3 separate regions of the Homo sapiens genome follow, and regions 1 and 3 are each linked to region 2. A link is a contact called in ENCODE Hi-C or POLR2A ChIA-PET data. All regions are on one chromosome and are shown on one strand. Each heading gives the region's core, a stretch centred on a gene start or an enhancer-like site at or near the end of the contact. The rest is flanking DNA. Distances are from core to core; before and after follow the strand shown. Region 1 holds the start of MTMR3 (myotubularin related protein 3). Region 2 holds the start of PATZ1 (POZ/BTB and AT hook containing zinc finger 1). Region 3 holds the start of NF2 (NF2, moesin-ezrin-radixin like (MERLIN) tumor suppressor).

Region 1 (3,924 bases), core at 266-2,765, 1.5 Mb before region 2:
TAGTTTCGTTTTTTTGAGACGGAGTCTTGCTCTGTCGCCCAGGCTGGAGTGCGGTGGCGCAGTCTCAGCTCACTGCAACCTCCGCCTCCCGGGTTCAAGTTATTCTCCTGCCTCAGCCTCCCAAGTAGCTGGGATTACAGGCGCCCGCCACCATGCCCAGCTAACTTTTGTATTTTTAGTAGATCCGGGGTTTCACCAAGTTGGCCAGGCTGGTATCGAACACCTGAGTTCAGGTGATCCACTCACCTTGGCCTCCCAAAGTGCTGGGATTACAGGCGTGAGCCCCCGCGCCCAGCCAGCTGTTAGTTAATCAAGAAATTCGACTGCCTACTACTTAACCTGCACAGTTCTAGGTGCTGGGGAAACAGTGACGAACAAGACAAGATCCTTATCTTCAAGTAGCTTTTACATTTTAGTGGAGTAAAATGACAGTAAACATTGAAAATAAATTTCAGAAAGTGCTGTGGAAAAACTTTACAACAGACGCAGGAATAGATTTCATTTGACTAGTTCTCCCAGTTTCCAGAAAAGTCAAGGGTAGAATGTTAAAAGGCAACTCAGAGGAGGTGAATCTGTTAGGGCCTACGGTAATGCAATCCTGGTTTGTGGAATTCTGCAGGCTAGTGTGGGTAGGTTACAATTTTTTGGGGGAGTTGTTTTTTACTTTGTTTGAAAACTCACTTCTTCCCGCTGAGCTTTTGATTAGGAGCTGAAGTTGAATCAGTTTGAAATTGTATTCTGGACCGGATGCGGTGGTTCATGCCTGTAATCCCAGCGCTTTGGGAGGCCGAGGTGGGTGGATTGCTTCAGCCCAGGAGTTTGAGATCAGCCTGGACAAAATGGCAGAAACCTCATCTCTACAAAAAATACAAAATTTAGCCGGGCATGATGTTGTGAGTCTGTAGTCTCAGCTACTCAGGAGGCTGAGGTGTGAGGATCGCTTGAGCCCGGGAGGCAGAGGTTGCAGTGAGCCGAGATGCCACTGCACTCCAGCCTGGGCGACAGAGCCAGACTCTGTCTCAAAAAAAAAAAAAAAAAAAAAAAAAAGAAAAGAAAAGAAAAGAAATTGTATTCTGAATACAACTTCTAAAACACTATATTTACTTGCATTATATTAAACTGGTTTTATCCTGACCACAATTGCAGGTGGAAGATACCACTATTGTTCTATTTTTCTGGTAAGTAGAGTGAGCCATGTCTTGCCCAGGGTTACAGAGCTTGGAAAAGACGCCTCCTAAAAATCTGTAGGACCACCTTTGGTTTTCTTCCAGATTTTTTTTTGTCATCTCTTTTCCTCCACCCATTTCCCATCTGTCTAGCCATTCTTGCTCCGCTGGGCTTTTTCGCGAGCCTCTCCCCAGCTGCAGCCCCGCCCATCTCCTGGGGCGTGACCACCTGTCCAGGCCCCGCCCCCGTCCAACCGGCGGAGACCCGCCCCCTTTCCCGGACACCGGGCTCAGCGCCCGAGCGTGCGCGCGCGTCCTCGCTCGTCGCCCGGCTCGGCGTCGGGAGCGCGCTCTGTGTGGCCGCTGCCGCCATGTTGTTGTGGTTGTGAGAAGGCGGCGGCGGCGGCGGAGTAGCAGCCGGACGAGACGTCCCAGCGGCTCAGGCGCTGCCCAGCGCCGGCCCTGGCAGGGAGCCTGGTGGGGTGGCGGAGGGGGAGACTGTGCCGTGGAGGGCCTCGCCATGTCCTGCTGCCCGGTAAGAACCCCATCCCCGTCCTCCGTCTCCTCGGCGGGTGAGGAAGAGCTGGAGGAGGGGCCGGCCTCGGCCCCGGCCCTGGCCAGGCGGCTGTCACCCTCTGAGGAGGCAGCGCCCTGGGAGGGCTGGGGACTGCGTGCGGGGCCCGGGGAGGGGCGTCCCCGGCGGCTGTCGCCGCCAGGGGGAGGCGCTGGGTGTGGGAGTGGGAATGGGAGCTCGGCGGCCGAGCTCGGCCCGGACCCTAGATGCGGGGGAGGCGGGGTCCCGGGCTCGGGCTGCCTTCCCAGACCTGGCGGGGATGGGCCCGTGCGGCTCTGGGTGTGGGACGTACCCTCGGAGCGCCCGGAGTTATTCCCACGAACTCCCGGGAGGTGGGTGTGCGCCCTTCGCCCCCTGCCGGGTCTGTGGCGGTCCATCGTTGCCGGATACTGGAGGTCAGGGGCCATGGGAGCCCCGGGGCGAACGGTGCGGGCCTGGGCCTTGTGGAAAGGAGGAGTGACCGCCCGATCGTGCAGCAGGGCATCCCCCTGACCTGGTAGTACTTAGGTGGGTAGGATGATTGGGGGCGGTTGGCGTAACTGAGGGAACCCTGGTCAGACTGCTCCGCAAATGATTACAGTGTTATTTCTCCGGTAGTAATTTTGCTTGATGTATGGCATTTCCGGACCCATAAGATGATACTGTAGGTTGTATTTTGGACTGGAAAACTTATGTCAAAATTATGGGGTAGATTTTTTGGCCACATTAATAGACTCCCCTGGAATTTGATAATCTCACTTGTGAGTTTTGGACATGGACTGCTATTACATATTGATGTTCAAATGTCCTTTCCAGACCCAGGCCTAAATTCTTACTGTTGTAGTATCTTGATTCTGACATCTATTTTTCCACAACCCAAACAAACAAAACAAAACAAAACAAAACCCCAAAACCATATACTTTTCTAGTTAAGGTTCAACTTTCTCATATGTGAATGGTAATGCCATAAGAGGCCTGGGTTGAATTACAGGAGATTATTATTATTTTTTTCAATGTGAAATGTTTGTGATTTGTCCATGGAGAGGTGGTGGGGACCTTCCCCTTTCAGATTCAGGGCTGTTCAGTAGGACAGGAGACATTGATGGCATGCAGAAAGTCTTCCCTTTATAGGGCCTATGACTTGGGTAGGCTAGAAGAGCTTACAGAATGACACTTTTTTTTTTTTTTTTTTTTTTTTTTTTTAAGACAGAATCTCTCTCTCCCGCCCAGGCCGGAGTGCAGTAGTGCGATCTCTGCTCACTGCAACCTCCGCCTGCCAGGTTCTAGCAATCCTCCCACCTCAGCCTCCCAAGTAGCTGGGATTACAAGTGTGCGCCACCACGGCTGGCTAATTTTTGTATTTTTAGTAGAGACGGGGATTTCACCATGTTGGCCAGGCTGGCCTGGAACTCTTGACCTCAAGTGATCCGCTTGCGTTGGCCTTCGAAAGTGTTGGGATTATAGGCGTGAGCCACTGCCGCCAGCCAGAATGACACTGTTTTGAGTAAACCCAGTATAGTATGTGATATTAAATTAAATTTGGAGGATTCTAGAATTTTAGATTGGCTGCCTATGAATACCTCTTTTGGCTCCAATTACTCCCTCATTTTCAGGTGACTCAGAGAACTTCAAGTGACCAGCACAGTGGTACAGCCCCGCTTGTCGTTAATGACCAGCCATAAAAAACCCTGAGTTTCTCAGCTCATAGGCCAGGTTCTTCAGTGGTTGTCTAGTTTAAGGCTGGTCATTAGAAATATTATGGACTACCTAAATTCCTCGAACTCATGCAGGACCTGGTGAATTAAAATCTCTGAGGATAGAGCCTGGGGATCTGTCCTTACAAAGCTCCGTGAATGATTCTGGTCAGCAAGGCATGTGAACTTTTGCTTTAGGTTGGGTATTCCAAAGAAGTCCCATTAATTATGACTTCTCAGGGTGCTTTTGTTTATAGATCTTTAAGAATTTAAGAGGTGGAGAAGGGGAAGCATGAGAAACTTAAAGAGATGCAAATTGAGCATCTCTTAAAATATAATGGATTTATGTAGGGGAAACAGATTTGTTGCCAAAAGTTAATTTGCAAACAAGTTATTAGGAACACACTTGATAAAATTAGATGCTGATTAATTGGAGATATACTGTATCCAGAGATATATTGAAGGATCCAGAGGAAATAAACAGAGAAGGAGAGGGAGTAAGTCGGCTTCT
Region 2 (3,985 bases), core at 759-3,258:
AAGCCTTTCCCACAGCTCTGGCAGATGTAAGGCTTGCCCACGGACCCATCATGGGACCGCACATGGTAGGACATGCGGTCTTTTCTCTTGAACCGCAACCCACACACAGGGCAGGAGTAGGGCTTCTCCCCAGAGTGGGACAGCTTGTGCCGGTTAAGATGATACACATCACGGAAGATCTTGCCGCAGATCTCACAAGCCACCTGCTTCCTGGTCCGGCTCCTCTTTCGGGGGCCGTCGGGGTCTTCAGAGATGGGTAGCCCATTCTCACCCAGCCTCGGAGGAGGAAGGTCGATGTAGCCCAGCTGGAGGCTGGTGACACCGTGCTGGGCCTCGTGCTGCCGGAGCCGGTTGGCATCAGTGAACACCTTACCACATAGACCGCATGGAAGGATGCCTGCCTCCCTCAGGCCCCCTGGGGACCCAAACATTGAGTCCAGCAGGTTGGCCTTCCTTGGGCGGCCCCGGCCTCGCTTGCCAGTCAGGGGAGGGGCACTGGATGCCACACTGGGGAATGGGGAAGTCAGCAGTTGGGGGGATAGGGGTCCAGCCACCATGGGCAAGCGGTCCACCCCAGGTAACACAGGCAAAGAGGCTTGGCCTGCAATGGCTGCACCAGCCGCCCGAGCTGCCTCCTCCTCTGGCTGCATGCTGCCGGCGATGCCATTGCTGTTGGCTGCCAAGGCTGCCCCGTTGGTCATGTCCAAAGGGAAGCCCAAGTCCGAGGTCCCAGGGGGGCGAAAGAGCATTATATCGGCGCGGGCAGGGGGTACCAGGATCTGTACGTTGGACTGTTTGATGACTTCCTGGCAGATCTCGATAACCGACCTCATCAGCAGGAACTTGGCGGCCGTCATGAGTTCGGGAAAGCTCTCCAAGCGCACCACGATGCGGGAAGTGTAGGCGAAGTCCAGAATGTCCCCAAATACCTTGGAGCTGATAGTGTGCATCTCCAGCTCCCGGCTGCCCCCGGCCCCGCCGCCTGGTGCTGCCGTCGCGCCCCCTACATCAGCCGGACCCCCGTCCGCAGCTCCGCCGTCGCCCAACTGGGCGCTGAACACCGACTCAAAGTACTCGCTGCAGGCGGCCAGCACGGCGCGGTGCGCTGGGAAGCTCTCGTCGCCTACCCGCAAGAGCACGTCGCAGAAGCGCCCGCCGTTTTTGCGCTGCTGGTTCAGGTTGTGCAGCATCTCCGTGCTGTGTCTGCTCACCTGGTATGTGTAGCAGCCAGACGGGCCGCACGAAGCGTCGTTCACCCGCTCCATGGCCGCCGCCCCCTCCCACTAGCCCGGCCGCTGCACCTGCCCGCCCCCTCCCTTCCCCTCAGCAGCGAGAAGCGGGGCGCAGCAGACGTGTCCACACTCCCCACACGTGCCGGCCCGAGGCTCTGTAGTCTCGCAGGTGCGCCGAGTGTACACGCCCCCAGCCCGGATCAGACTGTCTAGACTGCGGGGTGCACCACCCCCCACATAGCCAACCCCCGCCCTCGCTGGACTGCGCGCCACTCTCTCCTCTCCGCCCGCCCGCCTCCCCTTCCCGGTCTACCTTCCGGGGGGGTGCGCGAGCGAAGAGGTGCGCCCCTCCTGCAAACGCGCCTGCCACCTCCCCTCCCGCCCGCCAGGCGGCGCCGGCGCGCAGCCAAGAAGGGCACGCGCACGCGGGGAGGAGAAGGAGGGGTCCGCCGCGCAGGCGCGCGCGCGCGCCGCGGCTTTTCCCGGGCCCGCTGGGGGCGCGCGCTGCGTCCCCTGCAAAGCGCGAGCCGGGGCGGGGGCGCCGGAGCGGAGGAAACAAAAGGCGAAGGCGAAGGCGGCGGCGGCGGGGCGCGCACGGGGGCGGTGGCGCGGGCCGGGTCCCGGAGCCTGGAGGGCGGTGGCGGCGGCGGCGGCGGCTGGAGCGGGCGGGCGGCGGCGGCGGCAGAGTAGGCCCTTCCTCAGGCCGGGAGAAGGCGGCGGCGGAGCGGCGGCTGTGCGGCCCCGGGCTCCGTGTGTTCGGAGCGGAGGAAAGATGGCAGCGGCTGCACTTCCTCTTGCACTTTCACCCCTGGGGGGAGGAGAAGGAGGGGGCGATACCAACAACACCCCCCCTCTCGCTTGCAGAAAAAAAAGAAACGGCGAGCTCAGAGTGGGGGCCCCGGCGTCCCCGGCCTTGCACGTGCGCGCCCGGATGCCTAGCCCGGGCCGCCTGGCGCTGCAAACTTTACACTTTCTTTGTGCCGAGCGCCCCCCCCTCACCAAGACGAGGATGCACGTCCCCCCTTCCCTATTTATACACCCCCCCCCCGCAGTCCGCTCCCCCCGCTTCCTGCCCCCCCTCCCCATTCCCCAGATCCGCCAATGCTAGAGCAGCCTGAGCCCCCGTCCGGCCCCCGCCTCCCCACCCCGCCCGCGGGGCCGGGGGCTGCAGTCTCAGCCCCCCCGGACCAATGCAAACGAAGCGCCGAGCCAGCAAACCAGCTCCCACTGCCCCTCCCCTGCCCGCTGAGAGTGGCGGCTAGCAGGGTGGGGGGGCAGGAACTGAGGGGTGCGGATCCGGGCCCCCCAGCCTGCGAAGCGCACTCGCAGGTCGAGCGGGCGTCGTCCACCCTTCGGAGCCCCGCTTTCATGCGTGAAATTCCCAGAAGTCGCCTGCGACCGCCTCCCTGCTTCAAACACCAGAGAGGGCCCGGGGTCCTGGCCGGAGACAGGCCGAACCTCCGGAGCTGCTTCTGCACCCGGTACATTGATCGATCTGATGGGCTGCGCGCCCGGAAGAGCTGGAGAGATGAAGCCAGCGTCCAGCTTCTCCCCCAAACCACAGCACGCCGAGCTTTGTCCCCGGGGAGCGTGAAGTCACCAGCTCCGGGAGGCGACAATATGAGGGCGATGGACGGGGCAGGGACCCCCGGAAGCCCCAGCAATCCTCAGGGAAGTGGGGGTGCCGGAGGAGTCGGGGACACCCTCAGGCCTCTCCAAGCCCGGAGCATCCCCAGCGCCCGCAGCCCTGTGAGACGCCGGGTGCTCTGGTAATGGGCCCTGCCGCCAGGCCTCGGCGCTTTGTCCCCGGCCCGCCCGGGGATGCTACCACGCTAGAGTTGTACACCAAGGTTTGTCTTCCCAGGAAGCGCTGGCGGCTGCCTTTGGGCCGCCTGGCGCGGAGCCCCAGGCTGCAGGCGCCGCGTGTGCGGGCGGGAAGTTCCCACAGTTGCAAAGAGGCAGCGAAGTATGTGTTCCAAACTTTCCACGGTTCCAAACTGAGCGCTTCCATTAAGAGAAGCGGTGTGCGGGGGAAAAGCATTCTGGGTATTAGCATGCAAATGAACGGGCCCGGCTTCCAACTCCGCTCGGGATTCCCACCGCTGCGCGCCGAGCTCGCGCCCAGCCACGCGCGCCCTGAGGCTTCCGGGCGTTGCCCTGGCGGATGATCCGAGTTCAAAATCGAGACCTCTGCCTTCTGGTTTCGTGTCCTGGTGCTTAGTCACTTGGCCTCCCTGAGATTCAGTTAAACTGTTTCTTAACCTGTGCACAGGGACAGCAGCACCTGTCCTGCACACCTCCGCTCTAGGGCATAGTACATGCCAAACTCCTGTTGGAGAGAATGAATTAGAGGCATGAAGAAAGTTCCCTGGACACGAAGCCAGGAGATCTGTGTTCTAAGCCCAGACTCACTGTCACCTTAGGCTAGTGCCTCCCTCTCTGAGCCACAGCTTTCTTGGGCGGATTTTGGGAACTGGCACGTTTTATTTTTGAGAGAGCTGCTGGGAACATCCACAGAGAAAGAGAAAGGGGCCGGGCGCGGTGGCTCACGCCTGTTATCCCAGCACTTTGGGAGGCTGAGGCGGGCGGATCACCTGAGGTCGGGAGTTCGAGACCAGTCTGACCAACACGGAGAAACCCCATCTCTACTAAAAATACAAAACTAGGCCGGGCGCAGTGGCTCATGCCTGTAATCCCAGCACTTTGGGAGGTCGAGGCAGGCGGATCACCTGAGGTCGGGAGTTCTAGACCAG
Region 3 (4,500 bases), core at 137-2,636, 1.7 Mb before region 2:
GGCTGAGGCAGGAGAATTGCTTGAACCCGGGAGGCGGAGGTTGCAGAGAGCCGAGACCGCCCCATTGTACTCCAGCCTGGGCAACAAGAGCGAAACTCTGTCTCAAAACAAAAAACAAACGAAAAAACACAGTAAATTGTCCCTATTTGACTACTAAGAGCTATTTTAAAATAGAATTTATTATCTAAGTACAGAAAGGTGTAATTATCCCCCCTACACCCGTTAGAACCCTTGATGACACTAAATAAATAATACATGAATACGGTTCAAAAATGGGCATCATAGAGTATAAAATAAAGAATGCTTTCATTTTCAACCCAAATTCAGCAATTTCATAGGATGCCAGGCTCAGCTCTAAAGCCTTATATGTATTCAGTGCGCTGAAATTCAACAACCTCACGAGGTAGGTATAACCAATAATAATTCTAGGCGGGGCGTGGTGGCTCACGCCTGTAATCCTAGCACTTCGGGAGGCCGAGGCGGGCGGATCACCTGAGGTTCGAGACCAGCCTGACGAACATGGAGAAACCCCGTCTCTAATAAAAATACAAAATTAGCCGGGCGTGGTGACGCATACCTGTAATCCCAGCTACTCGGGAGGCTGACGCCGGAAAATCGCTTGAACCCGGGAGGCGGAGGTTGCAGTGAGCCGAGATCGCGCCACTGCACTCCAGCCTGGGCAACAAGAGCGAAACTCCGTCCCAATAATAATAATAATTAATAATAATAATAATAACAATAATAATAATAATTCTAAAGGGAAGCAGAGGGATCTGGCGGGAAAGTGCCAGCAAACCTAACAGGCCTCCACAAGTGTCTTTAAAGTTTCATAGGGGTCGGTATATGTGATTAACTGCCAAAGAAGAATATTCGCCGTGTGTCCGAAACGCAGTCCCCTGGGGCGCCACACTCGGAGCCTACTTGAACCGAAGAGTCCCTCCCTGGGCCAACGAAGGACCCAATTCCCCTCGCCCCGGATCCAGCCTCTAAGTGGTTTCCCGGGTAAGGTCAGCAGAGGTCCGCCGCCTCAACCAGTCTTGTTAGAGTAGGCACAAAAGCATTCAGAGTGACTGCCACTGTAGCCACTCAACGCCGAGCCTAGGCCTGCTTTTTTTGCAGTTAGAGTGAAACTTTCCATTGGTGGAGTCACCCCAAAGGAGGCGGGACGGAGCGGGAAAGTCCTGCCTACCTTGGCCTTCCCAGCCAATCGCAGCATCTATGCGTCAGCCTCCGGTTCGGTTGCGCTGCGCGTAGTGGTCTGGGCGACCTGAGGGCGGGGCCGGGAGCAGGCCCCGGGCTGTGGGGAGGGTGCGCTTCCCGCGGGCGCGCGGAGTGAGGACGGTGACAGCCACGCGCGCGCGTACGCGCCCGATGCAGCGCGGCCCCGTGACCCTAGTCGGCCGCTGAGAGGCGCGCGGAGTCTGGGCCGCTGCCGTCTAGGGGTCCCGTCCCGAGGCGTCCCCGGCATCTCCGGCCCGAATCCCGGAGTGCCGGGTCGCGCCTGCACCGAAGGTCCCGGCTCCTGTGCCCTCCCTGCAGCCGTCAGGGCCCGTCCCCCAACTCCCCTTTCCGCTCAGGCAGGGTCCTCGCGGCCCATGCTGGCCGCTGGGGACCCGCGCAGCCCAGACCGTTCCCGGGCCGGGCAGCCGGCCACCATGGTGGCCCTGAGGCCTGTGCAGCAACTCCAGGGGGGCTAAAGGGCTCAGAGTGCAGGCCGTGGGGCGCGAGGGTCCCGGGCCTGAGCCCCGCGCCATGGCCGGGGCCATCGCTTCCCGCATGAGCTTCAGCTCTCTCAAGAGGAAGCAACCCAAGACGTTCACCGTGAGGATCGTCACCATGGACGCCGAGATGGAGTTCAATTGCGAGGTAACCGGCCGGCAGCCCCGACTGCTGCGGTGACAGTCGAGGTGGAAGCTCGAGAGGTTCTCTTTATATCATCTTATGGGTGTAGCTAGAGACGGGCAGAACCGGAAGGGCCAACTAGGCCCAAAACCTCATGTTAAAGATGATTGCTGCTTTTTTTCATAGGACTTTTGGGTTTTGGCATTTCCTGAAGGTTATTTTCATTCATTGTTATTGGAAGAAGCTGGATGCTCCTGTGATAGAAAATTCAGGATTTCAGTGTCAGGCTTAAGTTAGGCTTACGCTTAAAAGCTTGAAAGTTTATTCTTTCATTAGGTAATATTGTTATGTACCCAGGTATTAGAAGTTGCGTCTTGTTTATTGGAAAGCCAATACTTGTTTCCCTTTTCTAAAGCTTGCATATTCTGGGAAAAAAAACCCTTTGAAGAACGATATAACATCTCATACTTACTTTCCACATAGTTTCCAACATGATGATAACAGCTATCAATTGTTCAGTATTTTCAAAGTGCTAGACATTTGCACATTTAATCCTCAGAACAAACCCATTTATCTAGTAAATGGCAAGGTGGGGTTTTGAACCAAGCTCACAGCCCGTACAGTACTGCTTCTCAAGTAATTTAAGTTCTTGCTGCTAAAAGTGTGGTTTGTGGACCAGCAGCATTGGCAGCAGTAAGCAAGGGTTGGCATGCTTTTTCTGTACAGGACCACATAGTAAATATTTTCAACTTTGTAGACTAGAGAATCTCTGTTGGAGTTATTCAACTCTTCAACTCTACCATTGTAACACAAAAGCAGCCTTAGATAAGATCAGCTTCCAGCATGACAGCTTAAGGAACCCATTCCTCTGTAAAACTGGTGAAAATTCTTTTTTGTTTTGTTTCGTTTTGAGACAGAATCTCACTCTGTCACCGAGGCTGGCATGCAGTAGTGTGATCATGGCTTACTGCAACCCTGACCAACCTCCCTGGCTCAATCAGTCCTCCTGCCTCAGCCTCTCGAGTAGCTGGGACCACAGGCGTGTGCCACCACACCTGGCTAATTTTTTTTTTTTTTTTTTTTTTGAGACGGAGTCTCGCTCTGTCACCCAGAGTGCACCGGGCTAGAGTGCAATGGCGCGATCTTGTCTCACTGCCACCTCCACTTCCAGGTTCAAGTGATTCTCCTGCTTCAGCCTTCCAGGTAGCTGGGATTACAGGCGTGCGCCACCTCGTCTGGCTAATTTTTCTATTTTTAGTAGAGACAGGGTTTCACCATATTGGGCAGGCTGATCTCGAACTCCTGACCTCGTGACCAGCCGACCTGGGCCTCCCAAAGTGGTGGGAAAGTGGTGCGATTACAGATGTGAGCCACCCCGCCCAGCCTCACCTAGCTAATTTTTGTAAAGACAGGGTTTTGCCATGTTGCCCAGGCTGATCTTGAACTCCTGAGCTCAAGCAATCCACTCGCCTTGGCCTCCCAAAGTGATGGGATTACAGATGCAGCCACCACGCCTGGCCCAAAAATTCTTTTTTTAAAATCAACTATTTAAACCCTCCGGCAATGGTCCTGAGGGCAAACAACAAATGAAAAAACACCTATTCAAGAAAATCTACAAATTCGGTAAGAAAGATGAGAGGGTATGGTATTTGAACCAAGATCATTCCCTCCTTACTCACTCCTAGCTTAGTGAGGTGGAGCTTCTACTCCAGACTATTGCAAACTGTAATACCGGGCACTGCTCCCCCAGCTCCCAATCAAATGCTTTCTTCCCAGGAAAAGCAGGACATCAGCATTTCTCATCCTACCTAGAGCTACTTGTTGCTGAGGTTAAAACCTGTGTGAGTGCAATTGAAAGTTGGAGCTCTCTTTTTTTTTCTTTTGAGACGGAGTTTTGCTCTTGTTGCTCAAACTGGAGTGCAATGGTGTGATCTCGCCTCACCGCAGCCTCTGCTTCCCGGGTTCAAGCGATTCTCCCACATCAGCCTCCCAAGTAGCTGGGATTGCAGGCTTGCGCCACCATGTCTGGCTAATTTTGTATTTTTAGTAGAGGCAGGGTTTCTCCATGTTGGTCAGGCTGGTCTTGAACTCCCTACCTCAGGTGATCCACCTGCCTCGGCCTCCCAAAGTGTTGGGATTATAGGCGTGAGCCACTGTGCCCTGCGAAAAGTTGGAGCTCCCTTCTTCCACCTAGTCCCTACTTGTGGAACAGGACTGTACCTTGGACATGACATACTGAAATTACTGGTGCCCCAATTGCTCATCCCCCAGTTCTTGCAGGCTGAGCCTCAGGTTATTGCGGTCCCCTGCCTCCTTCCACCAAGTGCTCAGTTCCTAGAGTGAGGGTATTTCTCAGAGAGAATCTTTCCAGGGTCCTTCCCCACAGCTCCAGAGCCTTGGCTCCGGGATTTTGCCTCAGGAGAGAAGCAGGCCCTAAAACAGATAGCTCCTAATCTCTTTCCAATGGCAGTGACTTCATTTGCAACACAGTGTGGAGAAATTCATGCCTAAGGGCAATCTGGAGATGTGAAGGTTTTGGTAAGAGGCAACTGGGAGATCTGCGGATTTAATGGAGATGCAGCCTAGACTGTAGGCCTCCTGGTTTGCTGGAAAGAATTGGGGAATAAGACAGCTGGAAGAAGCCATTCTAGGATCAGA

Evidence for each region. Hi-C counts contacts between places; a loop is a spot of excess contacts on that map. ChIA-PET counts read pairs that join two places held with the same protein, here RNA polymerase II (POLR2A). Pooled maps may share reads with other maps.
Region 1: a loop to region 2 is called in a map of CD4-positive, alpha-beta T cell, with 7 times the contacts of the local background. The contact joins the promoter of MTMR3 here to the promoter of PATZ1 in region 2. A Hi-C loop is called at or near these places in 1 of 168 maps with a recorded cell type or tissue (CD4-positive, alpha-beta T cell), 1 of 37 single-sample maps with no recorded cell type and 5 of 50 pooled maps. POLR2A ChIA-PET finds 5 or more read pairs at or near these places in 1 of 52 experiments (HEK293T).
Region 3: a loop to region 2 is called in a map of CD8-positive, alpha-beta T cell, with 9 times the contacts of the local background. The contact joins the promoter of NF2 here to the promoter of PATZ1 in region 2. A Hi-C loop is called at or near these places in 2 of 168 maps with a recorded cell type or tissue (CD8-positive, alpha-beta T cell and naive thymus-derived CD4-positive, alpha-beta T cell), 1 of 37 single-sample maps with no recorded cell type and 10 of 50 pooled maps.

Annotation. Positions count from the first base shown.
Region 1 is chr22:29,881,659-29,885,582 of GRCh38, forward strand. It overlaps MTMR3 (myotubularin related protein 3), which reads left to right and starts at 1,516. Exons shown (of 20, transcript NM_021090.4): 1 at 1,516-1,701. RefSeq lists an enhancer at 1,322-1,616 and silencers at 1,329-1,498, 1,559-2,058.
Region 2 is chr22:31,344,338-31,348,322 of GRCh38, forward strand. PATZ1 (POZ/BTB and AT hook containing zinc finger 1) reads right to left here and starts at 2,009. Exons shown (of 5, transcript NM_014323.3): 1 at 1-2,009. The coding sequence starts at 1,265. It overlaps LINC01521 (long intergenic non-protein coding RNA 1521), which reads left to right and starts at 2,422. Exons shown (of 1, transcript NR_120386.1): 1 at 2,422-3,985. RefSeq lists silencers at 765-834, 1,385-1,804, 2,175-2,244, 2,295-2,514.
Region 3 is chr22:29,602,247-29,606,746 of GRCh38, forward strand. It overlaps NF2 (NF2, moesin-ezrin-radixin like (MERLIN) tumor suppressor), which reads left to right and starts at 1,387. Exons shown (of 16, transcript NM_000268.4): 1 at 1,387-1,866. The coding sequence starts at 1,753. RefSeq lists enhancers at 773-902, 4,110-4,500 and a silencer at 1,153-1,732.